7 separate regions of the Homo sapiens genome follow, and all the other regions are linked to region 6. A link is a loop called in an ENCODE intact Hi-C map of the cell type or tissue named here. Cell type or tissue: endothelial cell of umbilical vein. All regions are shown on one strand. Each heading gives the region's core, and the rest is flanking DNA. Links, peaks and the distances in the headings are about the cores only.

Evidence for each region. A loop is a pair of places that touch in the nucleus more often than their neighbours do. Peaks named below come from ENCODE experiments on the same cell type or tissue, not always from the same donor. Only the 100,000 strongest peaks of a DNase experiment are listed, where the experiment ranks them.
Region 1: a loop joins it to region 6, with 2.3 times the contacts of the local background. A loop is called at or near these places in 2 of 110 quality-filtered maps.
Region 2: it touches region 6 in a loop (3-fold over the local background); 3 of 110 quality-filtered maps call a loop at or near these places.
Region 3: a loop joins it to region 6, with 11 times the contacts of the local background. A loop is called at or near these places in 3 of 110 quality-filtered maps.
Region 4: a loop joins it to region 6, with 13 times the contacts of the local background. A loop is called at or near these places in 12 of 110 quality-filtered maps.
Region 5: it touches region 6 in a loop (17-fold over the local background); 5 of 110 quality-filtered maps call a loop at or near these places.
Region 7: it touches region 6 in a loop (13-fold over the local background); 17 of 110 quality-filtered maps call a loop at or near these places.

The regions. Positions count from the first base shown.
Region 1 is chr7:17,461,901-17,466,586 of GRCh38, forward strand. LINC02888 (long intergenic non-protein coding RNA 2888) reads left to right here. Exons shown (of 3, transcript NR_110015.1): 3 at 4,252-4,686. LINC02889 (long intergenic non-protein coding RNA 2889) reads right to left here. Exons shown (of 4, transcript NR_110013.1): 3 at 3,270-3,326; 4 at 1,545-1,642. It overlaps LOC105375172 (a long non-coding RNA gene), which reads right to left and starts at 1,238. Exons shown (of 6, transcript XR_001745108.1): 1 at 1,198-1,238. In endothelial cell of umbilical vein, for the core only: no CTCF peak of the experiment used is centred there; a DNase peak (open chromatin) is centred at 1,961.
Region 2 is chr7:18,343,862-18,348,547 of GRCh38, forward strand. It overlaps a transcript of HDAC9 not described here. Among named protein-coding and RNA genes, the nearest start is that of HDAC9, 150 kb to the right of the region's middle. In endothelial cell of umbilical vein, for the core only: a CTCF peak has its summit at 1,997 (motif pointing left); a DNase peak (open chromatin) is centred at 1,990.
Region 3 is chr7:17,704,679-17,709,364 of GRCh38, forward strand. No RefSeq gene overlaps it. Among named protein-coding and RNA genes, the nearest start is that of LINC02889, 150 kb to the left of the region's middle. RefSeq lists an enhancer at 2,327-2,376. In endothelial cell of umbilical vein, for the core only: a CTCF peak has its summit at 2,258 (motif pointing right); a DNase peak (open chromatin) is centred at 2,283; H3K27me3 peaks cover 390 bases.
Region 4 is chr7:17,006,774-17,011,459 of GRCh38, forward strand. The region is part of intron 1 of LOC105375170 (a long non-coding RNA gene); the gene reads left to right. All of the region lies in intron 3 of LOC124901595 (a long non-coding RNA gene), which reads right to left. Among named protein-coding and RNA genes, the nearest start is that of AGR3, 130 kb to the left of the region's middle. In endothelial cell of umbilical vein, for the core only: no CTCF peak of the experiment used is centred there; no DNase peak of the experiment used is centred there.
Region 5 is chr7:17,678,961-17,683,646 of GRCh38, forward strand. No RefSeq gene overlaps it. Among named protein-coding and RNA genes, the nearest start is that of LINC02889, 120 kb to the left of the region's middle. In endothelial cell of umbilical vein, for the core only: a CTCF peak has its summit at 2,109 (motif pointing right); no DNase peak of the experiment used is centred there.
Region 6 is chr7:17,300,649-17,305,334 of GRCh38, forward strand. The region is part of intron 1 of AHR (aryl hydrocarbon receptor); the gene reads left to right. Among named protein-coding and RNA genes, the nearest start is that of AHR, 4.3 kb to the left of the region's middle. In endothelial cell of umbilical vein, for the core only: CTCF peaks have their summits at 1,041 (motif pointing left) and 2,280; DNase peaks (open chromatin) are centred at 1,013 and 2,303; H3K4me3 peaks cover 902 bases; H3K27ac peaks cover 1,369 bases.
Region 7 is chr7:16,923,936-16,928,621 of GRCh38, forward strand. No RefSeq gene overlaps it. Among named protein-coding and RNA genes, the nearest start is that of AGR3, 44 kb to the left of the region's middle. In endothelial cell of umbilical vein, for the core only: a CTCF peak has its summit at 2,516 (motif pointing right); a DNase peak (open chromatin) is centred at 2,566.

The sequences.
Region 1 (4,686 bases), core at 187-4,186, 160 kb after region 6:
ATTTGTTGCCATGCAAAGACGGAGAGATTAAGATCGGAGGGGATGTTCCATATCAAGAGGATGAAGTGAAGGGATAAAGGTCCAGTTTACACAAAGAAGTTTAAAAGCCAGATGCAAAATCCCAAATCTTCATCATATACTGATAAGCCTTACCACACTAGTTGGAAAGGAGGTTCTAGACATCAACATGGGAAGAGGTGGAAAACCCCTTTGATCTTTCATAATGTAGAAACAGAATCCCAGAACAATAAAACAGACAACTAATCCTACTATTTTCTGATCTTTTGGCTCCTCTGAATCATTTTATAAACTTAGCTTCTCTGTGGGGGCCTAATCCTTGTCCCAATAGTCCACGTGGTTGAATGGCTGCCTGATCCAAATGCTTTGATCATACCGGAGTCTTGGAGTCTTTTCTACCATTTTTATAGGCACAACTTTCAGAAATACTTTCTTCAAAAGCCCTGTGCTTTGATAAACAGGTTTAAGTGCTATAATCACCAGGCATTTGAATGCAGATTAATTCATAAACCCAGATAATAGATCTTGTTCTGTCATGTTGTTTTTAGACAAAAGTTGAAAGCTTTGAAGAATGTGGAGAAACTATGAAATTTTAATAGCCTTGGGGCACAGAAACTTAACACAAAGAAAGAATCGTCATTCATTCAAAGAGTATTCATGGCCTTGGTGGAAAGATTGATGACAAATTCTGTGATTAATTACAGTTGTTGAAGAAAGTTAGAAGAAAAAAGGCACCAAGAGTTCTTGAGTTAATCAAAGACAGCAATTTGAATAAATGGTCCTAAAGTCCACAGTAATTATTTCGTCAAATGAACCACATTGTTACTTTGAATTGTAAGATTTTACCTTCATCCTGAAAAATAAAAATAAAAAATAAATGCCTTGGCTGAACATTATTGATTTGATAGGGAAAGTATCAGTTATTTTCCTACATAAAAGGGACTCATGAAATCTGAGGGTTGTGATATTTAGGTTTTCTTGCCTGAGGGAAGGTCATTTCACAGTAACCTCCAGAAAAAATGACTATATATTATGATTAGTAACTTATCCATAAAAAGGATAATGATATCGTTTTGCTGTGTGTCCTCATCCAAATCTCATCTTGTATCTCCCATAATTCCCACGTGTTATGGGAGTGACCCAGTGGGAGATAATTGAATCATGGGGGCGGGTCTTTACCTTGCTGTTCTCCTGATAGTGAATAAGTCTCACGAGATCTGATGGTTTTAAAAATGGGAGTCTCCTTGCACAAGCTCGCTCTCTCTTTGCCTGCTGCCATCCACATAAGATGTGACTTGCTCCTCCTTGCCTTCTGCCATGATCGTGAGGCCTCCCCGGCCATGTGGAACTGTAAGTCCAAGAAATCTCTTTCTTTTGTAAATTGCCCAGTCTCAGGTATGTCTTTATCAGCAGCATGAAAACAGACTAATACAAATAACGTAACAAGAACAAGAATGAAATAATTGACATGAAGGACTCACCTGAACAATTACACCAAAAGAGCATCTTCTTCTTTCTCTAATCTACACAAAGCCCGTCCACAACAGGCCAATTCTATCAGAGACAAGGCTGATGGGAAGGTTCAGAAATAATTGCAGTTTTCCTCCTCACATTTCTATTGAATCTTTTGGAGAATAGAAAAATAAATTATTTATTACAAGGCAGGGGTTCTCAAGCCCTAGACCAGTACCTGTCCGTGGCCTGTTAGGAGCAGGGTCACATAGCAGAAGGTAAGTGGCAGGCAAGCCAGCATTACTGCCCAAGCTCCGCCTATTGTCAGATCAGTGGCAGCATTAGATTCTCATAAAAGCATGAACCCTATTGTGATCTCTGCATTCAAGTTATCTAGGTTGCGCACTCCTTATGAGAATCTAATGCCATCCCCCATCCACCCTGGTCCTTGGAAAAATTATCTGCCATGAAACCGGTCCCTGGTGCCAAAAATGTTGGGAACCGCTGTTGTAGTAAGTTTTCAATAGGTAACTTGCATTCAACAGCTTGTGGTTATAGCTTCCTGTTTGGCAGAGGAAAAGGATATCTCTATATATAGATATACATATCACAGATCTTAGAACTTTAAATATCAACTGTATTAGAACTTGACTACTGAGCTTGAGCTTGCCACCATTCTTAAAATCATCAGCTCTACTGCCATGCTGTTTTTTACATTTATATATTATAACTTCATCTTTAATAAAATATATATATTAGCTATTTTTCAATGTGGATTTTATGTGGTAAGTGTTCAGATCTAAGAATGTTATCTGTTTCCCAAGTAGCTTGTTTTTCCTGAGTGAAAATTTATGAACCCTACTTATGTTAATTAAAATTATATTTTAACCTTACTAGATCTGTGCTATGACTAGAAAATAGTTGTTAACATAAAATTTCTCCCAAAGTAAATGGATAGTTTAAAAAAAAATCCAGTAAAGTACTAAGTCATGAAAACTATATTTTCTTGACACTTTTTTCTAAGATGCATAACATGCTTTAATCTTTTATAAAATATAAACATTCTTTCATAATATATGAAGGAATTAAAACAGTGCATTTTATGCACTTGAAACCAAAAGTTCCCAATCTTCCTGCTCGTTAAAGAATGGAAATTAGACTGCTAGTTTTTCTTACTTTTTTAGCAACGTAACTAAACGTGATTTGGATATTAAGTCTCATTTTGGATAATCAAAATACATAAGCATGTGTGTGTGTGTGTGTGTGTGTGTGTGTGTGTGTGTGTATAAAATAAAACTTACAAAATATGTATGTGTGTATGTATATATTAAGCTTGTGAAGTCCTAAAAGCCTGGCAGAGTGGGAGAGACATGTAGCTCCAGTACCAGTAAAACAAACCACATGGCTAATTAAATGTGTTCTATTGATCTCTCCACTAACCGCTGAAAAATACATACAGATTTTCAGTTAATCAGCTAATAGTTTGGCATTCTGCGTGCTATATCTTTCTCACCTATTGTTGTGATTAACTCTATGATTTTAAGCTTTTATTTGTAGATTTGCACTTTACAGACTTCTAAGTCCTTGAAGCAAGCAAATAAAAAAATGTAGCTCAATGAGAACACTGCAAGTTATTGAGAACACTGCAAGTTATAAAAGTGGTCCAAGGAGTTTCACTATTTTTTCCTTGCAATGTCAGAACAGGATGAAAAGCAAATTTGAGGCTATGTTTCTTTCCCTGGAAGAACTATATATATAGTTGACAGGGACCCCCTCTCTTTTCACCCTTGCTGACTTACCACACTGTCCAACCAAGACTTGCTCTCTTTCCCAATCACTTCTTCACGAACCTCTCCCTGAAAAAGTAGAGGTGAAATGTAGGTATTAAAATTTTCCCACCATTTCAGAAATCACAACTCTTCCTAAGAGAAGGAAGGAAACATGAAAAATGGACAAAAGGCTGATCTAGATGTGCTTAATTTAGCAGTCATAGAATGGGAACTCCGTATTTGTATATTTTATATAGTTATGAATATTACATAGTATAGGATGAAAATTCAATAAATAAATGTATTTATTAAATAATTATTTATTTATCAAATAAATATATTAGCCAGTTCACTTATTATCAACTAAATATTGAACCATGGTGAATTGATTTAGGACAAATACAGAAATAAAATAAGGATATTTAAGCCAAACTTCATTCAACTCTGTTGTTTAGTACAGAAATATCATGATTTGATGAAACAAGTTGTTTTCAAATATAGTTTTACATGATGTGAAAGGTATATCAATAAAATATAAACTCTGGGTTTATTATTTTTGACTTATGAATGCTAACTAATAATTTATCTTTTTACTTAAGTAATAATAATTTTGTTAAAAGGCCTGGTTTGGCTGTAGGCAAAGAATTGATTACTCGGAGCAAAAAAAAAAAGTGATGTGTTGGCTCTCATCACTTTCCTATAACTCATGAATATTCACATTTTCCAGAAGATTACTGCCCTTAGTGATTTGGGCTCTTCCTTTTCAAATCTATTGTTATATGTATTATTTTTCTTTTAATTAAAAGAAGGCAATCAAGACTGTTTAACTCAGTTTAAGAAAAAAAAAAAAAACTCTTGCCAAGTTTCTTGAACCCCATTGTATACATGCAAGCTTAAGTTAGAACAAAGACATGACATTATTGTATGGAGTCTAGTAAATGCTTCTATTGTGTCTTCAATTCTCTTCCTAAATGACATTCTCATTTACTTATATTTGTCTCTGTCTTCACAGGTTGCTTACACTGAAAATCAGTTTATTTTCCCCTGGTGCAAAGAACAGTCGTTTCTCCAAAACTGAAGCTGGAAATTATCTGAAATATCAGGTCCTCCGGAAAAGGGACGTGAAGCCCCCTTTGTAATTTCTGCATTAGCGTGCTCTCCTGGCAAGCAGGAAACCTCATCAGAGAAGTCAGCCAAGGAAAGTCTTTAAATGGAAATTGTGCAAACGAGGAGCAAATGCATTAAAAAGTTGCTGACGGGCATGAAATGCTTTGATGTGAAGACGGAAAACTCCAAGCAGGAAGGATTTTAACATTTTGAATCTGATTGACTCTGTGGTTTCTCAGCACAGTTATTCCATGGGCTAAAATAAATGCAGAAATGGTACTTTCAGACCACAGCTGCAGAGGGGATCGTGGTGAATTTCAATGAAAATCCATTTGAATCT
Region 2 (4,686 bases), core at 348-4,347, 1.0 Mb after region 6:
AAGTAAGCATAGATGATATTTATTTTAGGATACCCACTAAAGTAATACATAGCCTAGTCTAGTCTAGTATAGTTCAGAAATAGTTTAGTAAACCCTTATTTTTCCAATAACCCAACTGTATTGGGTCAGGACCAAGTCATATCTGCCTTCTTTACAATTTCTTCTGTGTTGAGCAATTCAATAGAAATATCACTTTTTAGGGTCTTAATGAGTAATTGTCTTGGGGGAGTGGCCTTTGACAGAAAATATTCAGTTTCTTAGCACATGTAATGTGAAAAATTAGGGTATTTCAGATTATAAGTAAAAGCTGGAAATGTCTTTTCAAAAATTATTTTTGTTTTGCAAATGCTATGACTAGTGTCTTGAACCCAGTAGATGAAAATATCTAATAAGATATCAGAGGTATTATTTGTTGATTATGTACTATGTGGTAGGAACTAGATCAAGCACTTTACGGATATTATTTCAATGACTTCTTCCAACAAGCTTATAAGGTATTATTATCCTCATTTCACAGATAAGGAAACTGAGGTTGAATGGTTAAGAATATTGGCCAAGTAGCACAGAAAGAATTCTAATAATATTGTCTGATTTCACATATAGATTATGTTAGTGACTGTTTCATAGCACTTATGTTTACAAATGGCTTCCAGAAATTGTTCAGGTAGTATTCGTACTTAAATAGTAAATCAAATTAATCTACCATTCTATTGGTCTTAAAATCATTTTTCTTTGCATCCCAAATTACCATTGTAAAGTTTTCAGGGAAGATAGAATCCACATATTTTCAGCCTTTGTTTTGGCAGAAAAAAATAGGAGTTAAAAATTTGCAATTTGTTCAAAGTGCAAATATGCTGTGGCATTTTGGCATTATTCCAAGGGCACAGATTTAACTTGGAATTTTGGTGGCTGTTACTGGGAATGTACTGTTTATCAAATTCAGTGTTAACTGCACAGTTGAAGATTTTCTAGCAAAACTTTCTCTTTTTAACACTGAAAAAAATTCACCAAATTCTAAGGATTGATAAGTAAAATCCATAAGGAGCTGCAGTCTTTAATGAACAAATCTTCTATTAAAAAGTAATCAGTCAGGTCATTCCACAGAGAGCTTGCATAATCGGGATTTGGATGATCTTGGGCTCTCTACTAAAAGCTCACGGCCTCACATCTTAATGGAAATAAGAGAAGATGAAGTTTATAGCCCTTCACTTATGTAATGAGTGAAATAACCAGCAAGCAAACACCTGTCAGATGGTAGTAGGTGCTCCTGAGAGGTATGACAGGTAATAATTTAATCAGATGCATTGGTAATTCTATGACCTGAAAGGGATATTGTGTTTCCAAAGCCCAGAATTTTCTTTCTTCTAGATAATGCTGTGTCCTTGTGTACAAAATGACTTAAAATGAAACATTAGAATGTAGAATATATTTTAGCCTAAAATGTTCTTTAGTTCTTCATTGCTTTCAGGAATTTCTCCCTCCTTTGTGCTTCTAAATTGTTAATCCATGCAGATCATACTAAGCATTATTTCCTTTCATATATTAGAACAAATATCTGATTAAGAGGTTATTGACATTAGGAATCACAATTCTCCTAGCCAACCACACAGCGGGATTCAAAGCTTGTTCATTTAATGAATTGTTGTTTAGTGAAAGTACATGATTGTGTTCTCATAAGACACTTTGTTCCCTTTATTATTCAACAGAAGACAAAAAAAAAAAAAAAACTACAAAATTTCAAGGACAATTTTTTGCCCTTTTAGCTTATTATGCTCCCTGGAACATACATAGAAAGAGGTGCATTTGTTTCTCACAGGTGGATGAGAATTCATTTTATCTTCTTGAGCCAAGGCCCTGAAGAATCTGATTTTCACCTTTTATTTGACTGGGTGACTGATTCTCTTTTCTTTACAAGTTGGTGCTGCCTATACCTTCATTCAGCATTTTTTTTCCCCTTTTACCTGTATTTTTGGGATTTTACTCCCCCTGCTGGCCTCTGGCATGCATTAGAGTTGACTCTTTTCCAACGACTCCTGTTTCTGTCTGTTTCTCTTCAAGGAGCCGCATGTATAGTACATTTATGTTCCAAACACAGCAGAAACGACATGAGTTTAAAGGTAGGTATTTTAAGTTTTCAGGAACTCATTTTTCTCAATTTTTTCTAGAGAGACTAAAGTAGACCAATGCTAATTTAGAAAATATAGAAACAACATTCTGAATTTTTGAATGCTAAATGTAATTGGTTTAATTACAGATCATTTTGCTAAAGAAAAGTTATGTTATGGCCCATAATGAAGAAAGTTTCTTTCTCCTTCCTAGGATAGCAGTAATTGTGCTGCAAAAAACCCAAAATGTTTCTATTTTAAAAATGTCTTATGAATTATAAAACCTTTGAAATTGATGGCTTGATGTTGCAGATAAATTGAACTAGATTTCAAAGTACAGTTAACTTGACAGTGCTTTGAAACAAGGGTCACTCATTGTCATTACATCTTTATGACTATTTTTATGAGAGAATTTGGATAATTTAACTCTCAAAAATTGTCACATGCTGTTTTAGCTTTTGTAGTTTTGCTTTTGTTAGATGTCACAACCGCTATTAACACAACTTGCATTTTTTCCTTTCATTTATGTTGAACTAAAAGATATATGTGAATATTTTCTGGGAATTATTTACCTTAGATTGAAGAGGAGAGTTGCAGTTTTTACATTGTTCTTTTGCTGTCATTAAAAGAAAAAAAATCATCTGACCAGGAAATAGTATTTTTAGTAAATATACTCTCAGAATCTTCTCCTTCCCATCTGAAAATAAGATGTTTTTGCTTTTTGATAAGGTAATGGTCAATGGGATCGAAAGACACTTTTTTCTTCCACAATTACAATAGACACTGGTATGGTTTATTGATGATTCTCATCAGTTATATTTCACCAAAATCTCATAGCAACAGGAGAAAATTTCCCATTGTTTGGTTGGGAGCCAGAAGCTGAGAGTGCAGGTCATTTTTCTTCATCTGAGGAAAGTGGAATAGCCAATCCACCACTTTGTTTTCTAGGTCTAAAATGATCTGTTCAGTCTTTCCTAATTCATGGGTGTGGCATTCATAGGAGAGGCTGGCGGCACAAAGGAAATAAGACATCTATGCATCAATTTCTTTATATTGTACCATGGGATGGGGGTTTTAAAAGTTGTTCATATTTGTTTTCTGCACCATACTGAATGAATATTTCACAGTAACTCTTTTTAGAACACAATACTTGGTGAAAAATAAAATTCACCGTATTAATGTAACATTTTCCAATCCTAGTTACCAGCACTGCAAAGTACACACCACTCAACAATTGCTAGAATATGTAGCTATGTGTATTTTTAAAGCATATTATAAATTTTCCCACTCTTAGCAGAAAGTGAAGGAAAATGAGCACTTCATTAGCAACACTCTTAGTTGTGCAGCCAAGAAATAAAACATGAAGTAAGGTTTCTAGATACTATGGGAACCCCATTATGACTCCCTGGGGAGGCTTAGGGGAGGATGTTTTTCATAATGAGTCCATGCAGAAAGTTTTAATACTAGAACATCCTTACTTAGACATTTGCTTAGATTTCTACCACTAATGGGAAAACAAAACTAACAAAAACAACAACTCCCATGTAAATTGTGTTTATTCCTATTCAGTTAAACAAAGGGATCTTAGACCAAGTTGATAAACTGCAACATGTTCTTATTTATTTTATTTTATCTTACGTTATTTTATTTTATTTTTTAGACAGAGTCTCAGTCTGTTGCCCAAGCTGGAATGCAATCTCGGCTCACTGTAACCTCTGCCTCCCAGATTTAAGTGATTCTCCTGCTTCAGGCTCCCGAGTAGCTGGACTACAAGGTGTATGCCACCACGCCCGGCTAATTTTTTGTATTTTTAGTAGAGATGGGGTTCTCAAACTCCTGACCTCAGATGATCCACCCACCTCGGCCTCCCCAAGTGCTGGGATAACAGGCACGAGCCACTGCACCTGGCCGGCAGTATGTTTTTAATCTGTATCTCAGTGCCCTCTGTTTTTACAAAGTAGATGATAAGTATTGAGTTTTGAAATAGATAAAGGGTTGACAGTCATAGATTCTTGCTTTTAATTTTAAGAGAGAAGTAGGTAGCAAATTTTGGAGTTGAAAGACGGATCATGCAGTAACTAGCAACTGTTTCTCAAAATTCCCTCATCATTAGGATCTCTTGAATTGCTGGTTTAAAATATCAGTTTCTAGGCTGCTCCACAAAATATTTTGGGTCCTGCAGTTGGACATGAAAAGCACAAGCACCCCAGGTAATTCTTATGATCAGGAGAATTTGGGAAACATTTATCTGATTTAATTAATTATAGAGGCAATGTCAGCGATTAAGAGGTAAGATATGGAGTATAGATTCGTATGTTCATTTAGGAAATGCTTAGCTATCAACACTTATTGAGCATTTATACTATGGACCAGATTTGAGCACACTTACTACATGTGTGATTTTTGAACTTGTCTTTTACCCTTTCTGAATCTCAGTTTCTCATTTAAAAAATGAGGATAATACCTTACTCATGGATTTTTGGGAAGGTTCAATTAGATATGCCCCAAGAAATGCTTAATTTTTCTGAAAAATACCACTGTTTTTAGGCATCTATTATACTGTAGGGGTCATAATTTAATT
Region 3 (4,686 bases), core at 260-4,259, 400 kb after region 6:
ACCATATGATCCAGCAATCCCACTTCTGGGTGCATATCAAAGGAAATAAAATTGCTCTTTCCAAAAGATATCTGCATTCCCATGTTCATTGCAGCATTATTCACAGTAGTCAAAATATGACATCAACCTATGTGTCCATTGCTAGATGAACGGATAAAGAAAATATGGCATGTATAAACACATACACACACACACACACACACACGTACAATGGAATATTATTATTAGACTTAAATAAGAAGGAAATTCTGTCATTTGAGACAACACGGATGAACCTGGAGGATGTTATGCTAAATGAAATAAGCCGGGTACACAAGGACAAATACTGCATGATCTCATTTACAGGTGAAATGTTAAAAAGTCAAACTCATAGAAACAGAAGTAGAGTGGTGGTTGGCAGGGATGGAGGGCTGGGGAAAATCGGAAGATGTTGGTTAAAGGGTACAAACTTTCCGTTATAAGTTGAATAATTCCTGCAGAGACCTAGTGTACAGTATGGTGACTATACTTAATAATAATGTATTATATATTTGCTATTTGCTAAGAGAATAGACGTTAAGTGTTCTCACCACAAAGATAACTATGTGAGGTGATGGATATGTTAATTAGCTTGATTGTGGTAATCATTCCACAATGTGTACCTGTATCAAAACATCACATTGTATACGGTAAATATATACAATTTTATTTGTTAATTATACCTCAATAAAGCTGCCAAAAATAAAAATAAAATACAATAAATGATAAGAAATAGTATACTTTACTAAAAGTAAATGAAAGAAAACACAAGGTAGAGCATGTAATAAGAGTGAATACTTATTGAGCACTTACGGTGTGCTAATTTGTGTGTGTGTGCGTAAAATTTCACTTCATCCTCATAACAACCTATGAAGCTAAAAACAAAAAGTTAATTATGCCCAAGCTCATACAGCTGAAAAGAAGCAGAACTGGAATGACCCATCCACCTGGCTTCAAACCTCACGGTGCTATTGCCTCTCATAGGTACCCATTTCTCTCCGGCAGCCAGTTCATTGAAATAGGAAAAAGGTCACAATAAACTAAGTATCCGTTTCTGCTTAAGACCTGTCTATTTTGCAGCTAACACACTCAACTCTTTTATTTGGAGCACAATTTAAATCTATAAAATATCTTAAAGCTGGGAAATGTCACAGTTCAAAACGTGTGTTGAATGAAAGGAGAAAAAGCACTCATCCAACATTGCTTCTGCTGATTTGCAGTTTACAAGTACAGCCTGCTGCACTAAACAATGTGCTGTGGATAACTAAGCATCTTGTGTTCCAACCTGATAAGATGTAGATGAAAATGAATGAGAGGCATGTGAATAAGAAAAGTCCACAGGGCCTTGTAGTAATATATTACCTGACACATGGAACATCTAATAAACATTTGCTGAATGGAAAAAGGAGCCCGAGGAATGGGACAACAGACATGAGTTGTTAGAAGTATTGAAGTATTGATAGCATTATTTATGTATTAAGGAGAGTCCTGCTTGGACAGCAATAATTCCTATTGGCAATACTTTGTATTGATGTTATAGTTTCATTAAATGCAAACACTATTTATATAACTAATAAATCAAAACCTATAGTTTAACACGAAAAAATGATGAGTGAGAAAGCCCTTCATATTCAATGTTGCTCACAATGCCAGTCTGTCAGGAAGATAGAAACGTTATGGAAGCAGCTTCTGCCTTTAAGAAATTACATCCTGTCACATTCTGTAGCAATAACAGGCTGCACTGAGATGCAAGAGACAAGGACTCTGAACCAGGTGCTTTGCTAATTTCTGAACTTCTCTGGACCTCTGGTTTCTCATCCACAAAAATGAGGGGCAGTATCTCTGAAACAAACTGACAATCTACATCGATTTTCCTGCCTTCTTCTTTACGGTCAATTTCCTACTGTCATGAAGCATTCATTACTGAGGGAAAAAACATAGTTGAAGTTGTTTAACTACACCAGTTTGTGAAACACATTGAGATTTTAGAAACCTAAAAAATATTAAATTGCTGGGGATAGAGGAAGAGAGAGAAGATTGTGATTATTAGAATGCCGGGAATGTTCTTGTTCTTTTAGGATGAAAATTGAGTATCTCTAGAAGGTTCTGTGAACCTGTGGTAGAAACTGGTGGTTCACAAAATTTAGGTTTCGACTGGAGTGCAGTTTTTATTACAGACAGGCAGCACTTAAATTGAGGGGACTTTTTCAAGCTGGTCCTTTTGGAGTTTGCTCACAAGAGGGCAGTGCTGTTTAACAGTTGCAGCCTTCAAGTGGGCAAGGAGAAGAAGGCTGGCTGGCTACCCAATTGTTCTAGCTCCACACAGGTAAAGCTAAAGAATTTTGTTTGGTACACGACCACAGTATAGGGAAATCTTAGCAAAAGGTACTTTTTGTCTTCTCAGAAGATAGAGTAATCCTGGCTTAAAAAATAGACAAAAATTTCGTTTCAACCCTGGAAATGATGACAAATGATGTTGGTTAGTGACAAGATGAAGTTGGGTTAACAAAATCCTTTTGCTGATCGAATGCATTTTGCACTTTATAGGAACATTTGAAAACTGTGAAATTCACCAGACACACGTAATGCTTAGTACACAATACCCCTGGGACATGAAAGTATCTTCAGGGTATAGCCGAGATGTATTTTATGGAAGCAATTTTTAAAATTTAATTTATTATATAGAGATGGGGTCTTGCTATGTTGCTCAAGCTGGTCTCAAATTTCTGGCATCAAGCAATCCTCCCGCCTTGGCCTCTCAACATGCTGGGATCACAGGCATGAGGCACTGCACCCAGCCTGGAAGCAACTTATACCTTATAACAGTCTATCTGGATAACATGAAAGTTACTAATCAAATTTAGGAGTTACAATGACTAATCTGAAAAATAAGATATTTTCCAAAATGATCTGGAAATGAATGCTTTGTGTACCTCTCTTAATTTGTACTAGCACGATTGTCTCATTGATAACACTACAAAGATGTATATGCATACTCTACCTCCTCTAAAGAGATTAAACTCAATTTTAGAAGTGTAAGTTCAAGTTTTGAGGAGTTACAAAAAAATTATCTACGAGGGGTTACTGTTCCCACTAAATTCTTCATGCCATAAAAGGCATCTTTTCTGTTAAGCCATATTTGAGAGTGACTTCCTAAGGACTATTTCAATCAAATTGAAAGTTCATTCTTGGACAAAATAAAATGTGCTCACAAGCAATGAACAATCCAAATATTAAATTAAGAAAACAACTCCATTTACAATAGCATCAAAAAATTCTTAGTATTTAACAAAGGAACTATATAGGCTTACACACTGAAAACTACAAAACACCAATGAAAGAAACTGAAGAAGACCTATTTATTATAGGAAAATATCTCAAATTTATGGATTGGAAGATACTGCTAAGATCTTCCAAATTTGTTAAGATGGTAATACTTAAATTGATTTACAGATTCAACACAGTTCCTATCAAAATCTTAGCTGGCTTTTTTTTTTGGATATTGACAACCTAATTCTAAGATTTATATGGAAATGCAAAAAACACAGAATAGCCAAAACAATCTTGATAAAGAAGAACCAAGTTGGAGATTTTGCACTTCCTGATTTTAAAATGTACTCCAAAGCTATAGTAATTAATACTATGTGGTACTGGTATAAGTGTAGACGTATAGACCAATAGAATAGAAGTGAAAGTCCAGAAATAAATTCACACATTTATGGTCAGTTGATTCTTGACAAGGATGCTAAGACAAGGAATAAGAATGTTAATGGTGCTGAGATGATATTCACAAGCAAATGAATGCATTTGGATCTTTACTTCACATCATATACAAAAATTAACTCAAAATGAATCAAAATGTAAAACCCAAATTTAAGAGGTAAAACTCCAAAACTCTTACAAGAAAATATAGGTGTAAATGTTTGTGACTTTGAATTAGGCAATTTATTTTTTAAATGACACCCAAATCACAAGCAACAAGAGGGAAAAATACATAAAGTGGACTTCATCAAAATTTAAAGGTTTTGGAAGCAAAGCTAACAAATGCTTGGGGATTTTTACAAAAGTATTAATGTGTGTATTTGTGTGTGTTCCTTATAAATGTAATTTTGTTTGGTGGCGTCTTTTTTTAGTATTTTTATATGACTACTCTGTAATAGTTACTTTAAAAAATTTAATCCACTGAAGTTTTTATTAAGTAGGCAACACCTAGAGACAAGTAGCCATGAAAAAATTAAACAGCAAAAATCCCAGTGCGGCAGCAAGCAGACAGTCTCGAATTTCAGCTCTCTTGTCAGGAGGACATTTGTTAGTGATAGACTAGAAAACAACCACAGCAGAAAGGATTTCTGGAAGATGCCCAATCAAGAGGTATCTTTTTTTTTTTTTTTTGTCTGAAGGCTGAGATTTATAAAATTTTCACCCACCAGAATTTTGAACCAGCAATTTTGCAGATGTCCTTCACTGAGTGCCCTGGCATTGGGAAAGCCCCTCTTCTTACAGTTCCCTTGTTTATAGCTTTGCAAAGTAACAGTGATCAACACAAACAGCCAGGGCAGGTGAAATCTAGCCAATAATGCCTTCCTAATGAAAACTAAAAGGTCTTGTTTGTATTTCAACATCTCTAGTTACTGCAAACCAGACCTCGAGTCTTCCCCAGTGAAAGAG
Region 4 (4,686 bases), core at 459-4,458, 290 kb before region 6:
AATTTGGTTATTTTTGTTGAGGAAACACCTGATATTATAATCATTAAGGTTTTTTGGGGGGATAGTTGGATTCCTGAGAGAAAAATTTTCCAATGCCCCCACTGTACAGACAAAAAATGAATAATCGAAACCGACCTTGTCCAACCTATGGCCTGTGGGCCACATGTGGCTCAGGATGGCTTTGAATGCAGCCCAACACAAATTCGTAAATTTTCTTAAAACATGAGATTTTGTTATGATGTTTTTAGCTTATCAGCTATCATTAGTGTTAGGTAGTTTTCTTTGTTTGTTTGTTTGTTTGTTTGTTTTTATATATGGAGTGTCACTCTGTCACCAGGCTGGAGTACAGTGGCACAATCTCAGATCATTGCAAACTCCGCCTCCCGAGTTCAAGTGATTCTCTTGCCTCAGCCTCCCGAGTAGCTGGGACTACAGGCACACGCCACCACACCCAGCTAATTTTTGTATTTTTTGTAGAGACGGGGTTTCACCATGTTGGCCAGGATGGTGAAATCTCTTGACCTCGTGATCTGCCCGCCTCAGCCTCCCAAAGTGCTGGGATTACAGGGGTGAGCCATCGCACCCGGCCAGTGTTAGTGTATTTTACATGTGGCCCAAGAAAATTCATCTTCTTCCAACGTGGCCCAAGGAAGCCAAAAGATTGGACACACCTGATCTACACAAATACACTCACAACATTGACAAATTTCACAAATATAATATTGATTTAAAGACACAAGATAGAATGGAACTCATATGATGTGGTTCCATTTTTATGAAGTTCAAAATGGTGTAAATGTGTCAGTTGTGACTGCATTCATAAGTGGTAAAATTATTTAAAAGTTTTCATTTAGGGTTTCCTGAAAGCAGAACAAGAGTCAAAGGCTTATGGCAAATTGTTTATGTAAGAAGAGATCTTAGGAAGCAGGGAGACTGAGAAAAAAAAAGGCAGACCAATATAAGTGTGTATTTTCCAGGCCACTGATAAAGACAACAGGTTGTATTACACCAGGATCTCTGAGGGCTGGACAGATGCCTTCCAGAATTAGGTCTGATGAATAGGAGGTTGGGGAATTTATCCATCAGCTCCTATTTACCATTGTGAGGGGGTTGTACTCTGGGGTGATAACTCCCCTTCCTATATGTGGTGGTCTTGGAAATTTCTTGGAACAGAAAAGCTGAGATTGCAAGCCAAGCACTTCAGGTGCAGCATTGTCAGCATTAACTGAGCTTACAGGTAACTGTCCAACAGAGCTGTGATTGCAATTAGAGGCGGACTGAGGAATTGTGACGCACAGCCCAAAAGTGTCTGCCACAAAAGGCAAGATTATGACTAATAGCAGACTCAGCATTGCTGGTTATCCCTAGCAAGGAGGGAAAAATTGTAATGGAAAAGGTGTAAACTATGGGCATGGAGGTGTTTTGGAGTGCTGTAATACCTCTTGATTTTGAATTAAGCAAATATTGCATTGTAACTTTTTAATTGGATTTATAACAATTGGGTTATTATGATGGAACCCTTAATAATAAAAGAGGGAACTAGATTAATGGTAACAGCTCTGAAGTCCAAGTATTTAGCCTCATTTCTATATTCAAATTATGTATGATGTGGATGGGGCATTCGTGATTTTATTCAACGAGACATTAAAAAATAATACAAGAAGATAAACTCACAGTTCTGCTGAGTACTGAGAAAAAGAAAGATAACATGGAATACACTTAAGAGACTATATAGTTTTGGTGTTTGGTAATAATGGTCTGAATTAGTGTGGTGGCAGTGTGAATGCAAAGGAAATATTGATATAAAAGCTCTTCAGATCAGTTTGACTTGATGAAGAAATCAGCAGATATATTACTGAAACTTAAAACTATCATTTTTCTCAACCACAGAGAATTGACTATGCAATTTTCTATGTGTGCCACAGTATTCCATATCTTAGACACACTTTGATTATAGCTCTTATCTCACTGAGTTTGGAACACGTGTATACCAGTCTACCTCTCTATTTCAAAGCCAACATTGAGAGGAGAAATTATGAGTTTCTTAAATATATTAGTTGCATAATAATGTTCATTGAATGAATGAATGATTTAGTGCAATGGCTTAAATGAGACTGAAACCCAAGCTGGGTATTAACTTCATCAATGAGACCCTTTGCTAGTGCTAATATTGAGCTGTAGAGGGAATAGGGGAATAGACAGAATGGTGATAACAGATGAGATTTTTTTTTTTAATTGCCTCTTCTGCAAAATAGCAAAGGTGTGCTTTTCTTTTACTCAGTGGATCAGGCAGCTGTAAAGATAAGACCAATCTTCTTAGTTGGCATTTTGGGTTTTACATGGTTGGACAAGAAGAACAGACTCCTTAACTTTTATTTTCTGCCATGAAATTGGGCTTGCATGTGAATTTGTCGTCTCTTACTTGCTACTTTAATCCAACCCTTCCTATAGGGGGAGCTAAGGGATTTCAGTACATTAGATGTAATAAGTTCACTGTTGGCTGAATACAGCATCACTACTTTTATATTAAAAATATCATAACACTATCAGTAATGTTTGTTGAACAGATGTAAATGACTGGGATTTTTTTGTCACCTACCATGAGTGATTTACTATGTCGAGAAGTACCCACAGGGTAGGATGAGTGAGAATGGATATTAGGACCCCGTGTCAGTCAGATAAGCTGCTACTCCTGGGAGCACAGTTTCTGAGAAGTTACCCAAGCTCAATGTCTCGAAACTAAAAAAAGGGAAAAAATACTTCTCAAAATCTATGCCAAGGAAAATTATTTCATAATCTGTATTTTGGTATTGTCATAGTGAATGGGGTAAGCAAATAACAATACAGACAGCATGTGCTTTGTTCTAACATTGCCAAAATTAGATCAGAGTCTGGGATAAGATCACTAGCAACAGACATTGATTTTTCACATGGTACCTCTTTGGTTGCTAAAAATGGTGCATAAAACTGTTTTACTCTAATCAACATGGTCTACATCCTCTTCCTTTTCCCTGCCTCACTCTCTTAATGACACCTTGGCCATTTGAAAACAGTAGGATAGTCAGCAGCAATTGTTAATAGTGAACAAGATCATAGGGACTACCTCTCTGTGATAACAATTCCATCTTAACTTTCAGGAGCTTCTGCTTTTTTTTAGTATCATGAATGTCTGATTCCAAAGAAGCTCCTGCTTATGGCCCATAAACCTCTGCCATAAAGTCAGAAATGCTGTGCTCACTTCACAATAGGCAAAAACTACAGTTTAACAAGCTAGTTGTTCACCTCTCCCCATCATACTTACATGATGCTTTTACCTTCTTTGTTTGTGTACTCCCTAAGAATGTCGTATCTGGGCTTTAAACACCTTAAATGACTCAAACTGTTGTGAAAACATTTAAAACTATTTGAAAACAGCAGGTTAGTTAGAAAAAGGAAATGGAATGTAAGAATAGAAAGGGAGGGGATACAACTTGGAAAAATATACTTGTCACACCAGTCTTGTTTACACTAAAGACTCAGCAGTGTTTTAATAGATGAAACATAAAGGAACTTAAATTGTATCTATTAAATACACTTTATTAAAGTGAACAAACTATCCTACAAAGAGCAATTGCTAAATTTTTGGATAACTTCATTCTTCATCATAGAAGTGATATTAAAACTTTAGTGATATAATTTTACGAATTTAATTGCTTGTGATTTATCTCATTTTATGTTGAACTTTTTTCATAGAATTTTCTTCTGCTTTCTTTAAAATTTCTTCTTGGCCAAAAGAATCATCAGTAAAATTGAGAATGGAGAAAAATGAATTGCACCTTTCATTGTGGTTTGCTTTTACAAGCAATAAAAGCCACTGTTTTTTCCTCCTTTAAATAAGGAAAATGAATTTGGCTTGATGGGAAAGATTTGTGGGTCGGGGAGAGTAAGGGAGAGGGAAGAAGGAACAATTTTTATTTTGTTTTTGGGGATGGAAACAAGGCAGATGCATTAGTATCATCAGTGATACGGTTTCCTGTGCTTTGCTTACTGACATAGTGACTTCCTGTGATTGCCTTAAGGGCTGTGGAATGGAGCTGCTGGTGTACTCCCTGACCCTCTGCTCTACCCACATGCCCAGGAAGGGCAAGGTGACTGACATTTCTCCTCTATAGAAACTTGCTGTCTGTACCCCCAATTTCTTCTCCTCTGCCCTTTAGTCCCCTGCTTCAAGGGAATGGCAAAAGATTGCTTTGAAGGTTAATTAGGATTTCACTTTGTGTACAAGAATGGAAAGGGGAAGGATATATAGAACAGGGGAGAACAAGATGTTTGCATACAAAAGCCACTGGTAAATCAGGTTTGGTAGAATGGAGTTTGCACAGAGAATAAAGAATGGATTGCAATTTTCAACTGAGATCATAGAAAATATTTTTTAAAGTGTAACTATTTTTAGGAGGTGTTAGTGTCAATCTCTCAGGAACCATTTTTATATATAACATATGTGTAATTACTTCATATAGTGTGAAAGCTTTATACAAATCTCATTAATATGAGATATTATGGTATTAGCAAGATTGTATGAGATCATGGAGATGGGGTAGAATATTTAAATGTTTCTCTTGATCTGCATACTTCACACTGTTTATAAACTAAGAAGTAAGATTAATTTAACATTTTAAATTCCCTGTTTAGATTTCTATGTTGTCA
Region 5 (4,686 bases), core at 381-4,380, 380 kb after region 6:
TCTGGGGCAGTTAAAGAAAACCCAGGAGGTAGCGATACCATGAAAGCCGAGAAAACAGTTTCAAGGAAAAGGTTTGATTAACAACAGGGCCAAAACCACAGAAGAGTCAAGAGAAAGATGTCCTGTTAAACACATATATATATATATAGTTTTCTCTCTCTCTCTGTCTCCCTCCCTCTCTTCCCCCAGCAAAATACCTAATGCAAGAAGTCAAGATTGGAGAACCAAAGCATTTTTCTTCTGATCTTTAACCACAATCCCACATTATCCATCATTTCTTTAACTGTAAATTTCTATTATAGCTTCTTATCACAGTTTCTAGCCCATAGATTACTGTATTTTACAAATATATATATTTAGAAGCATATATATATGTAGAGAGAGAGAGAGAAGCAGCCTTACAAAATTAATTCTAATTATTTTCAAAATCAAAAGTCATTTCAGTTCTAGGTCAGAGCTCCCAGGATCGCCTATGAAAAGTTCTGAAGGAAAAACCTGGATAACATTTCTCTTTCCACAAGTCTCGCAAGGACATTCAGACCATCTGATTCATAACTCCCAGGAGATCAGGCTGATCCAGCACTTGTCCTTGTAAAAGCCGAAACCCTTTCCTTGGGATGCAGCAGCCTTATCACATGACCTCGGCTGGCCTAGCAGAGCAGGTGGGTGTGACATAATAAAATGCATTATGAAGGCCACCCTAGGAACTTTGGGAAGGGACTGGACTTGCCTCAAAAAGTATGCACATCCAGTTGGGGCGCAGGAGGGAGGAGGGGCCTGAGAGGGTAAATAAAGCCAGAGCTGCTAGGAGCTGAATTCCCTTTCCAGCAGCATCCTGAAGTCTTTGTTTCAGAATAAACTGGTGACAAGGAGAAAGGAGAGGAGGGGAGGGACAAGCTGGTGTCCTTTGGCCCATTACGTGCCTTTAGGTTTCCAGTGGTTCTCAGGCTTGCTACTCATTGGAATTACCTGGGGAGCTTTGAAAACCCTGGTATCCAGGGACAGGACCCAGACATTAGTATGTTTTTAAGCTTTCCAGGTGATCCCAATGTGCAACCAAATTTAGAACTTTAATACAACTGCCTAGCCTAGGATCACTCCTGGAATGTCCTGGGAGGGCATTCTCCAGACCCGGTTATCACGGACCCCTGGAGAGGGTCAATGGTCATCACAGAGTGCAGGGAAATTCCCTGACCTTGTCTCGTTAAGCAGTGCAAGCAGCAGCAGTTTCACAGGGCACATGACCCCCATGGCAGCCAAAAAGGGAATTAGCCACTTCAGCGGAGACGTTGCTTAAGGCAAAGGAATTTCCCCTTGTGCTCCTCATTTGCCCAAACAGAACACACGGTTTACTCATCCATTCTGAAGAAAGATTTTGAGTTCTCAAGGATGTAGTCATTGTTCTATAAAGCCTTACAATTTAAAGTGTGAGCCCAAAACAGGAGTTTTGTCATCTTTGGGAAGCTTGGTGTGAATTCAGAATCTCTGGTTCTACCCTAGACCTGCCCAAAACTGTGTAAATACTGCTGGACTGGATGGAACACAGGATGTATTAGAATATTTTTCCTGTATTTAAATGTACACAAGAAAGGAAGACATGCTCATGGATTGACACATCTTGAGAAAGACTTGGGAGAAAAAGACAAAACAAATGTGTCAAAAAGAGAGAATGTAATACACAACCTTGCTTCATTTGAAACTGATTTTTGTTGTTTGTTTTTGTTTCGTTTTGTTTTTTACTTACCACCAGGAAATAGCTAAATTGAGTAAGAACATCTTAAAACTTAAGGGAGAAAAACTGAGTGATCAACCAAAACCTCAAGAGGAAATAATTAAGAATTTCTGGGGGGAAAATAGTGATAGTCTGTGAATGAGGACCCTACCGTATTAGCGCAATAATTAATGAGCCTAAAAGACACTGGTTACCATATGACTTTCCCTAAGCCTCAATTTCTTTAGGTGTAAAACAATACATTTAAATGAATAATCATTGTGGTCTCTTCTTGCTCAAAATTTTACCATTTGAAGATCCTTGACATTGAATCAAATATCCAAACCCAAATGAAAATAATTGTGCACAGTTTTAAGGATTATTTTACCACTAGGTGGCAATGTTGATTAAAAAATGTGAGAAACCAATGTAAACATCATTTTATTGTATTTTGTGGCTGACCTAAATCTGTTTTCCAAGGTTCGGGACATCAAAAAATTGAAGAATTGCACTACTATGCACTCGAGACCAAGAACTGAAACGTAGATTTGGAAAATATTCAGTAAAGGGACAACTGGAAAGGAAAGAAAAGCAGCTGCCTGAGGTTGACAGAGACAGTGAAACGCAGCAGGCCAAGCATAGAAGCTCACGGGATGAATGACCAGGGAGGAAATTCAGTAAACCTGGGTAGCCAAAGGATTCCAGATGCTGGTAATGTCCCCAAGGAGATTGCTGGCCCTTCATCCATGCTTGGTACCTTGAGAGGGCCCTAGGCTAAACACATGCCATGAGCTCTGATTGCTGGCAAGCAAATCTCATCACAATTTTTCTAATTTGTTTTATATCTGATTCCTAGCTACTATCTTCAATGTCTGGCTATTCCTATGGATTTCTGATTTTGCTGTGCTCTAGGACATAGCACTTCGGCTGTCCCTAGGAATTCATGCTTCAACTGCACCGCCTTACCTTGCTTCTACCTCCTGGACCTCACACAAACGACCCTAACTCAGGCAATGTTTGCACACCCCCTCCAGATTCCATGTCTGCTAAAGCATCGCATCTTGAAACTCCACAGAACCACTTCAAGCAAAGAATTACCAATCGTTAGGGCTGGAAGAAATTTAGAGATGTCATCATACCATTCCCTTTTCATTTTCAAAATAAAGGGAAAGAAACAGATATAATAATTACTTAATATTTAATAAGTTCTTGGCTGAAGGAGATTTATTAACTCTTATAACAAAAGTTCCAATACAAGCAGCTCCAGTTAATTCAATGGTTCAGCAACCCTATCAGGGCCCAGGTTCCCTCCACTCTCTCAACTTTGCTGTCTGCAGTGGACTGCCTAAGATGCCTTTGCATGCCAAGAAAGCTGTCTCAGCTCCAAGCACCACATCCGGACACACCAAAGTCCAAAAGAATGGGTCATTTTCCCCTTGTGCATCTCTTATTTAAAAATGAGAAAAAGCTTTCACGGAAACATACCAACAGATGTGCCTTCACAATTTATTGACCAGAACTGGGTCACCTGCCCAATCCTCCACAAGTCACTGTTGAGAGAACGGAAGGATCATAATTGGCTTTGACAAATCAGATCTGACTCATGTGGAGAAGAGGTGGACATTGGCACAAAACGGGTACTGCCAGCATGCAAGAAAAGAAAAATAAATCTTGGGTAAGTGAACCAGCACTGATTGCTGTATTGGGGTAGTGTAACTAAACACTAGGACATCACTGTGTTCAAGAAATAGGAGAGATCAGAAAAGAAGGAATGGGCACTTGCCTGTACTACCACTTTGTTGGGAGGATGAGGCGGGAGGATCCTTTGAGCCCAGGGGTTCAAGGCTACAGTGAGCTATGATTACACCACTGCTTTCCAGCCTGGGCAACAGACTGAGGCCCCATCTCTTTAAAAGGTTAAAAAGAAAAAGCAAGAAAGAAAACAGGGGACATTCAGGCAACTCAGACTCAAAGAATATTCCTTTAGCATCGGATATTAGTCCCACTATGACCTTCACTAGTCAGCTGATAGGAAGCTGATAGCTGCTGCTACTTCTCACACATCAGCATACTTTGCTCAGATGTATGCATCATTGTTCACTTGTCAAGCTGTTATGAGCAGCAGTTTTTCACAATGAACCAAATGAGGATGGAAGTTCAAATTAGGCTCTTAATTTGTCATCCGTTGATTCATGCACTGAAATTGAGCAAGCATTATTGCATGCTGTGACCCCTCACTCTCACAGAATTTACACTCAATCATTCTGTAATTATAAAAGCCCTATTTGGTAGCTGAGCCGAGAGATATCAAGACTGAACAGAAGCTCTCCTGGAACTTTCTCTAAGCCGATGGTTCTCACAATTCAGGTGTGTATCAGAACCACCTGGAGGGCTGGTTAAAACACGGACTGCTGGGCTCCACCACCAGACTTGTGGATGCAGTAGGTATGGGATGGGGTCCAAGAATTTGCATTTCTAACTTCCAGGAGATGCTGATACAGCTACCCTGGGGACATCATTGAGGACTATGGCTCTAGGCGAGTCTGAAAGACTCCCAAACTGTTCAAAACTGCTACAGCCTTGGCTTTAACCATTTCTGTGACAGAAACTTTCTAAGTCCCAAAAGCTGCCATAAGACCTAGCTCTCTCACACAAAGTCAATTCCATTTCTATGGATCTTGAAGGTATTACATCTATATCTGGTGGATCCTAGACTACACATACTCTGCTAACATATGCACAGACACACACACAGCTGGCTTTGGATGCTCGGGTATTCACTTATTTACTTAAAAAAAATTACTGAATGCTGCTGTATGCCACACAATGAGCTAGGCTTTTCTAGAAGAAATTAAAATACATATAGGCCCTTCTTAATGGCCTTGTGTGACATCAGAGAAGACCAAAGCATGTACACACATGTAGTTATATGTGTACATGTGTAACTACAATGCAAGCTTGCAATACAAGCCATA
Region 6 (4,686 bases), core at 270-4,269:
TACCTTGGCAGTTTGAGACATCGGTTATTAATACTTTTAATTTTGTAGAATGGTTTCTTATATTAAAGTATGTTTGTCTTATTTGACATTGTCATTGATGGTTAAAGTTGGGAGGCATCCCAAATGTCTGTTCTATGTGTTTATTAATATAATAATACACTTAGCATCATATATAATAGGGGTGTCATGGGTTTTATGTGTATGGTGAGAAAACATGAAGATCTCCCTGATGTGTTTTTAAGATACTGGGTTTCAGTTAGGGTGTTATCAAAGGACCTGGATGGCTTTGTAAACAAAAACAAATGCCATAATTTTGTATTCATTACACAGTTTAACATTTATGGATTTTGGTTATTTTGCGTAAAATGTACTTTTTATTAGATTATCCTAATATTATACTTACTTAGTTTTTAATATACTTGTATTAATTTCTTATAATATAACAAAAGTATTTTTTCCATTCACCCACATTTTGTTAGCATAGATGTTTATCAGATCTCTGCTGAGCACCGTATATTGCTTCTAATCATACAGATGCCTTAAATATTACCAGCTTGCTCTGTAAGAATAGGCTAGTGCTGGCATTTTCATTATCAAGTGAAAGTGTTTATATAAATTATTTTTACCTGAATGAAAAATTGTTAACTTTATAATGCAGTTAATCAAAGTTTATTTTAGAAATGAAGTCATTAAACCTAGTATTAAATTTGAGTTTTAAAATTAAACTACCAGTTTGTGGCCTAATGAGCCCCAAAACATGCCAACATTGGGGAAAATAGATCTTGTTTTGAGCTGAAAATGCTATCCAGACCTACTTAACTTTGACCTCTTAAATGAGAGCCATTTTATTTTATTTACAGATAAAATATGCTGTAGCATTATTATAGGACTGTTTAAAAAGACAGCCAATTAAATATAAATTTTATGGAATATAAGTATTCCATAAAATTTTGGAGTAAAGTAGGTGACAATTGTAACCTGAAGCTCTTTCAATCTTGAGTTGAATTTATTAAGAAAAATCAACCCCCCCTAGTGGCGGCTCTCACATTGAAAATTATCTTTATTAGTAGGAAATACATTTTAAATGTGTTCAATTTAATCCCACTGAAGTATCTCCAACATAGTAGACTCTCAATAAATATTTCCTTTCTTTTTGGAGTAATGAAGGTTGGGAAATTAAAGGCTCTGAAGCAACTTTACGTCCAATTCATGTTCCTACCTTCAAGAAGAAAATATCAAAGATAACTTTCATTATAGAATCTACTATAACTTTGCTTAGACTGTTGCCCCATACTTAGTGACCCTACTCAGAAAAAGAGAACAAATCCTGTGTTTATTTTATTCTCTTTGGAAATGAAAGTGTTTATTTATTTTGTCTCATGAAGATAGTCAAAAAGGCCATTATATAATTAAATAGAATGTTTTTCCCTAGTGATAATTTTGTATATATTTTTGTATTTTTAAGGTTTTAATCATAAAGAAAAAGTTGTAATGGATTTCAGCTTACCTGTACATAGAAAGTTAGCACTGAATGTTGGCAAATAATAGGTGTTGAGAAAAGGGGATCTACACTTTAAAATGATACCAGCTGTAGTGGTGATTAAGCCATTATGAAGTGTCAGAACTGGAAGTCACTTCTGAGCCTTAGCTGATCTTTCTTTAAAATGCATACTGATAAAAACTTTTACTTTTATTAACATATTAATAATATAAAAGCATTGTCTTGCTATTCTTTTTAAATGTCATGAATTTCATATATGTAATACTGAATTGTATTACTTACATAATACTCATTAAATGTTTTCTATAAATTTATGGTGCCATTTTTAAAATAGCATCTAAAATAAAAGAATGGGTCTTTTCATTTACACAATTATTTCTCCATCATTTTTCTTTCCAATAGCTTTAGATAGCATATACATAGTAGTTATGGACACTTGCTTATTAGAACTATGAAATGAAGTAAGTGAAAGTGTTTAGTTATAGGTAACATTAAATGGCAAAAAGAGGAAACAGGTATAAATTGAAAGCACTGGATCTAAACTAAAAAATGAGGTCTAGTTTCTTCACTGTTACAGATCTGGGCAAGTTTCTTGACCAATAAAGCACGACAGTCAGCACCTGTACTGCTACTCTCACAACTAAAACAGAACAAAAAAAAAATATATATATATATATAAACTGTGAAGACTGCTAAAGATACAAATGAAACAGAAACGTAAATTCTATTCTTTTAGCTTACATTATCACAGAACAATCAATTCGCCCGTGAAACAGTAAGAGGCAGTATACGATTATGTTCTCAATTACGGCTACGGCTGAAATGTGCTACTTCACTGGTGAATAAATTTACATAGTACGTGCTTACTCATGTATTTAATTAAGACAGTTACTTAGAAATAAATACCATACAAATCTTTTACAACAGTACCTTTCTACTTTTATGCTTCTTTTAAAATTGATATTTTGCTAGTGGCTTAATATGACAAAAGATGACTGTTTATTAGCACTTATTCTGATACAAGCTTGCCCAGTTCTTTACATCATTTTCTTCATTTTTATAATAGTACTAAAGAAAGGTAGTATTATTTAAGTTTATAGATAGGGAACTGAGATTCAAATTCAGAGTTGCTCAGATAATGAGAAAGAGTTTGGATATTGGATCCCAGGTCTTTTTGCTTCAAAGCTTGTGTTCTTACTGACTTGTGTTCGTACTGTCCAGGTGAACAGATTCAGTGATGCATACAGTACAGCCATATCCTAGGGATTTTCACTGTTTCTTCTCAGATAGTGTTATGGCTGAAATAAATTATTTGTCATTTCCCATACATAATTTGTACTTGCTCATCCCCATACTTGTGTTTTTACGTCCTTTCCTCTTAGAGTCTTTTCTCCTGTCTTATTGATTTGCTACCCACCTCCCTTCCTCTTTAAAACATTGTTTTTAAAGGCTGCATAATACTCTGTTGTACTAATATTCTATAATTTTTTTAACTGTTTTTCTTTTGGGAGGAAATTTTATTCCCAACCATTTAATACTTTAATATTTCAGAGAATACCCTTGGGACGTGTAAATTTTAATGCAAATTTATTTTTTTAGGAAAAAATTCCTGTAAGGGAATTTTGGGATAGAAAAGTATGTGTTGTTTTAAGGTTGAACCAAATCGTACACTCCAAGAGATAGTATCAAATTAAGAAAAATTTACTAATTACATTCCATCATCAATCTGGGGATGTGACTATATCTTTGCATTTTTGCTTAAAAAATATTATTGTCAATTTCATAGGCAAAAGTGTGGTTGGTAATTAAAGTTATATGTTGGGATCATGGTTATGTATAGGAGAAGCACTTGTATTTGCAGATTTTCTACTTAGGGTGTCCTTTACGTATTCATTTGTTTTGTCTTACATTTTTCAGTCATCTTTTAGTTTGTTCTTTTTACTTCTTTCTATTGAAATATTGTTTTAAAATGTATTCCTATTAAATAATACTGGCAGATTTTAAAAGTCAATTATATATGTGGCACATCTTAAGTATAGCATGTGAGGCCTTATCTTTTGATGTCTTACTGTGGTAGTTAGGGATTTTAGTGCTGTCTTGTCTCACTTTAACCTTTTTCACCTTCCTGCATCCTCCCAATATATTTTATCACAATTTTGGATTATATACACATTAGTGTTGTATTATTTTTGACTGTATATTGTTTACTGTTTAGCTAAGTAATATACTGTGATTATATTTGCCTTCCTGTTCTATGCTATTATTGATTTCTTTTCTACCATCTTCCTGTTTATTAGCATCTGGGTTTAGCTGTCACTTAGGTTCATCGGAGACAGAGTTTGTGTTTCTGGCTCCTGCTTTTCTTGTTTTGGTGTGGTTTTCTGGAAGAGAAGGGTAGTTGCAGAAAGCTAGATATTCTGCCGTCACAGAAACAGAAGTGTCTTGCCTGTATTTAAGACCCGATTTAGATGCCACATCTCCATGAACTCTTTTGCAGCACCTGTGTTACTGAGCAATATATTATGCTTGATTTTGCCATGTTATAAAATATATTTCCTCCTAGTAGGAAAAAGAATGTCTTTAAAGATAGGACTATTATTTGTCTTTGAAACTACCAGAGCTTCCCAGTACAGTACCATGCACTTAGTACATATTTGAGATGTACTAATTTAACAATTAACTACCACTTAAAATTTTTTTGGTAATGTTTTAGTGATTCTGGTAAGGCAGATACATTTTATGCGGGTTCGAGGGGGAATAAAAATGTGTGTTTGCGTAGAAGAAGGGGGAGGGGAAACAATGAGTTTTCCAGGATTATGGAACTAGTAGTGGTTTCTAGGCCATATTTCATTTTCCTGATCTTCCCTGCTAATGTCTTGTGCTAGAAACTATGCTGTTTATATCTCATCATCTCTCCTCAGGTATAGCAAACAAAAGGGAAAGGAAAGAACTCATCACAATTATAGGGCAGCAGCAGGAGGGTGGCAGAAGACTTCTGACTCATTAAAAGTGGCTTCCAGCCAGAATTCTCAGAAGTTTTTGTAGATGTTTTTGACTCATATAGGGAAATAAAATATCCAGCTGTGTTCAGCCTGACAATGAAGTTGGGGTCTATTTGTGCTATGTGTCACCTCCATTACATTAAGCACATAGTTTATGATTGTAAATATTTGAAATTTATATTC
Region 7 (4,686 bases), core at 211-4,210, 380 kb before region 6:
TGAAAGTGCAAATCTCACCTTCAGAACTGACCATTCAGCAGTTGTGAAGAAGTAGTTCTGGAATTTTTATCTCTCTTAAGTCATTTTGCTACTAGATATAAAATCTTCTGATACATTGCCATTTTATAGGGCAACATATTTTTTCTTAGTTCAATATTTGTGACTAACACGATGTGTGGCAGTTGTCTAAGTTCATGGATACAGTTTTAGAAATCCCCACCTCTCCCTTCTTTATTGCTTTCCAACTAATCTTATAGACATTTTTTCTTTAAAGTCTGCCTTTTTTTTTTTTTTTTTTTTTTTTTTTGACAAAGTCTCACTCTGTCACCCAGGCTGGAGTGCAGTGGTGTGATCTTGGCTCACTGCAACCTCTGCCTCCTGGGTTCAAGTGATTCTCCTGCCTCAGCTTCCCGAGTAGCTGGAACTACAGTCACACGCCACCATGCCTGGCTGATTTTTTGTATTTATTTATTTATTTATTTATTTTTTGAGAAGGAATTTTGCTCTCGTTGCCCAGGCTGGAGTGTAATGGCGTGATCTCGGCTCATTGCAACCTCCGCCTCCCAGATTCAGGCGACTATCCTGCCTCAGCCCCCTGGTAGCTGGGATTACAGGCCCCTGCCACCACACCTCGTTAATTTTTTGTATTTTTAGTAGAGACGGGGTTTCACCCTGTTGGCCAAGCTGGCCTTGAACTCCTGGCCTCAGGTGATCTGCCTGCCTTGGCCTCCCAAAGTGCTGGCATTACAGGCATGAGCCACCGTGCCTGGCCTAAAGTCTAGCTTTAAAGTCTGACTTCAGCTTTGAGTCTTGCAATAGATGACTTAGGATCTCGAAGGTGGCAGTAGAGAATAGTAGGAAGAAAGCAAGTGAGGATTCAGGAGATATGGTTCTACTCCTAGCTCCAACTATTCTGCACCTTGGGCCAATTGCTTTCTCTCTGTATGGCCAATTTCTTTACTTGTTAATTAGGAAAGATGTTTGCTTTACCCATATGGGAGAAATAAATGAAACACTATAGTGTGTTGAAAACTATAAAGTCAATGCAAATTATTGCAGAATGAGGTAACCCTGGCCTGGTTCTAGCCCTCAGCCACTCAGCCACTACCAAATCTTTACTCTTTCTGAGAGCATAATCACAGTCTCTAACTTTAAAGGGATGATGTGCACTCTACATTACAGCATTTTTGTAAGGTTCAAATGAAGGGGACAAAAGGACCTGAAAGCATTTTGTAAACTGCAGAATACCACATGAATGCAAAGGTGGCATCACAGGACTTTACTGCTTCCTTGCTCTGTGTCCTCAGGCAAATTGGGCACCTGTCAGGTCTCCAGTTCTTTACCTGAGGGCTTATGCAACTTTTAATCACCGCCTATTCAGAAATCTGTTTAAACTGACTATGTATATATATTTTTATGCAACTTTTAATCACTGTCTATTTAGAAATCTGTTTAAACTGACTACGTATGTATATTTTTCTTTTGTAAAAAATTTTAAGGCTTGTCAAGTGTATTTTTAAAAACAATAGTGATACTTCTGACTCTTAAATACCTTTCAAGTGCGTTATGACAGGCTTCTTCTACTCTAATGGCATTTGTTACTAATTGCTTCATGAAATCGTAATCCTTTGTTTATTACTTACAGAAATGATTTCCAGTCAACATTCTTTGACCCTAAAGTAAGTTAAAATTCCTAAAATATTGAACAGATCTTGACCAATTATAATTTGTTTTTTGTTTGTCAGAATGGGAGTGAGCCATGACTTGGATGGACAGGGCTAGGGATGGAGGCTCTGGAAGACGTTCTTTGAAGTATCACTTTCAGCTTACTCTTCTCACCAAAGGCCATCCAGCAGCCCTCTCCTCTTCCCCACAGCACACATTTTGCATTTGTAACCAGAGAAGGGAATGATGACGTGGTAGCATTGTCCTTTGAGTCTCATCTTCTCAAAGGCAGAGGTCACATTTTCTAGTGTTGTACCTAACCTAGTTTTTGTATAGTTAAAAAAAAAAATCAGGCAAGTTGTCAATGTGAAAAATCTTTCAGCCTCGTGTTTGTACACATAGGAGATGAGAAATGTTTTAATGTGAAAGTAAGAATAGTGGCAATTCATCTCCTTCCTGTTCCTAGGTTACAGCTGCTCAGTAAAGTTGGGTTGCATCTCAGGAACAGAGAGCAATTTATTTCTACAGCTGTGTGAAATGGGGCCAGCTTGCATCCATGGAGGCAGAGATGCCCTCAAGTTTTTGGCTTATTTTTAGTTCCCTTATATCAATGTATACACGTGTGATAATATAGTGTAGTGCATCCAACAGCATTTTTTAGGCCCCACATTTGGGATTTCAGATGGCAGCAGCAATTCTTATTTTTTGGTTAAATTTTGTGGAAGTCTAACAAATGGATTCTCTGAGTCATTGAAAGGTATGCTTAAAAACAGGTACTCTGTATAAAACAGCTGGTCAAGTTTTTGGATTAGAACCTTTCAATCAAGTAACATCTTGGGAGACTGTAGGAGCTGTACAGGCCACTTGGTGGTGCTCATGACAGGGCAGCTCTCTTCCAAAGGATATGAATCTTCACAGTTGTAACATTTTAGTTCTGCTTTACTGAACAGAAAGCGGTTCCATTCCAAATTTGATCCTAAATGCGAAACCACAGTGTGCTATAAAACATTGAACATTCCTGCAAAAACAGACAGAGGTGGAGTTTGTTTGCACAGATCCAGAAAAGTCTTCTGTCAACAACCTCTTCTCACAGAGAATCGTACATCTAATGTGTGGCTAAAAGGCATTTGGATATGTCAAGTCCAAGCAAACCGTAACTAGCATTCTAATGACCTTCTATTGTTAGATAAATGATAACATTATAGAATGAAGGTCACAAGGGAAAAGGAACATATTCTCTTCCTCACTCAGTAAATTTATGACAGCAAGGATCCAGAAATCCTAGGGAACACAGGCCAAATACACCTTTTGCATGAGGGGTCTATTTAACAAAATGAAATGAGCACAGCAGGGAAGTTTTTTTAAAAAACTTTGCTTTATTTATAAGTAAACATTGGACACCAAGATTTATATATCATGTATGACCTGTACATACCTTGAGGGCTGTTTACTGTACCTTGTCTGTCTTTATGTTGTTAGTTAAACAGTGAGTCATAAAAATGCCCCAATAACACATTTTCTATCAACTGTCCAGGAAAATCTAGTTCCTTTACCACACAGAAGCAAAAGTGATATTCTTTAAAAGGAAAACCAGATAATGTCCTTAAAAAATGGCTTCCCAATGGTTTATGATGAAATCCAGACTCGATTAGGCTGACATAACATGCCTCTTGCTCATTTCTCTGCCTTCATCTCTCAGAATGCTTCTCTCCATTCTCTGGGCTCCAGGGTCCTGATTTCTTGAAGCTCCTGCAACCTGCCTGGCTTCTTCTGGCTGCAGGATGTAGACACACGCTCCTCACTCTTCCCTGGTTTGCCTTGCCCAGGTCTGTCTCTGAACCATCCTCTTTATCCTCCAGTTTTCAGGTGAAGTGTGTTCTTCTCATAGAAGTCTTTCCCGTTGACCTTATCTTAAGTGGTTCCCTCGTTATTTCTGGACCTTTATTTGTTTTATTCATAGTATTTATCCAGTCATTAAAGTTTGTCCTTTGTTGTTGTTTACTTATTTTTAAAAGGAATTTTATCTGCTTGCATTCAAATTGTGACTCTAAATATTATGAATTAGGGACTCTGAAAATAATGTGACTTCTCTAAAACTCAGTTTTCTCATCTAGAAAGTGAGCTTACTATTTACCTGATAGGGTTGTTTGTCATAAAGAATTAACACACGAAAACAAGCAAAGTGTGTAGAACCTGTCCTAGTACATAATAAAATATCAATGCATATTAACTATTATTAGTGCTATTTTAATCAACACTGCATCTGGGTGGTAGAACATTCCTCCCTTGCTAATTGCACCTTCTTCTCTTTTCCTTCCTTTAGGGAGGGCTTCCCTGACTATGCTTCATAAACTCAGGCCAGGCCCCCTAGTATTCCATTCCCTGTCCCATTGCCCTGCTTAATCTATCTCCACAGTATTTAAAATTTTTTGTATATATTTATCTGTTTTTATTGATGATATCTCTTTCCCACTATAATTTAAGCTCCATGAAAGACCCTATATTTCAAGGGTCCAGTAGAGGCAGATATTATGCACTCAATGAATATCTGTTGCATTAGTAAATAATTGAGAAATCATTGTCATTATCACCATCATCATTTTTCCTCTCTAAAAAGTAAGCAGGGATTGTACCTGCCTACCTTATGTGTACATTCCTGACGTGAATCATAGTTCTTGGCAAAAAGTCCTCTGTCAATATTTGTCAAAGGAATGAATTTTTTCTTTTTTCTTTTTTTTTTTGAGACAGGACTCTTGCCCTGTTGCCCAGGCTGGAGTGAGGTGGCGTGATCTCAGCTCACTGCAACCTCCGCCTCCTGGGTTCAAGCGATTCTCCTGCCTCAGCCTCCCAAGTACCTGGGACTACAGGTGCCTGCCACCATGCCCAGCTGATTTTTGTATTTTTAGTAGAGGTGGGGTTTCACCATATTGGCCAGGCTAGTCTCAAACTCCTGACCTCAAATGATCCACCCACCTCAGCCTCCCAAAGTGCTGGGATTACAGGTGTGAGCCACTGCACCCA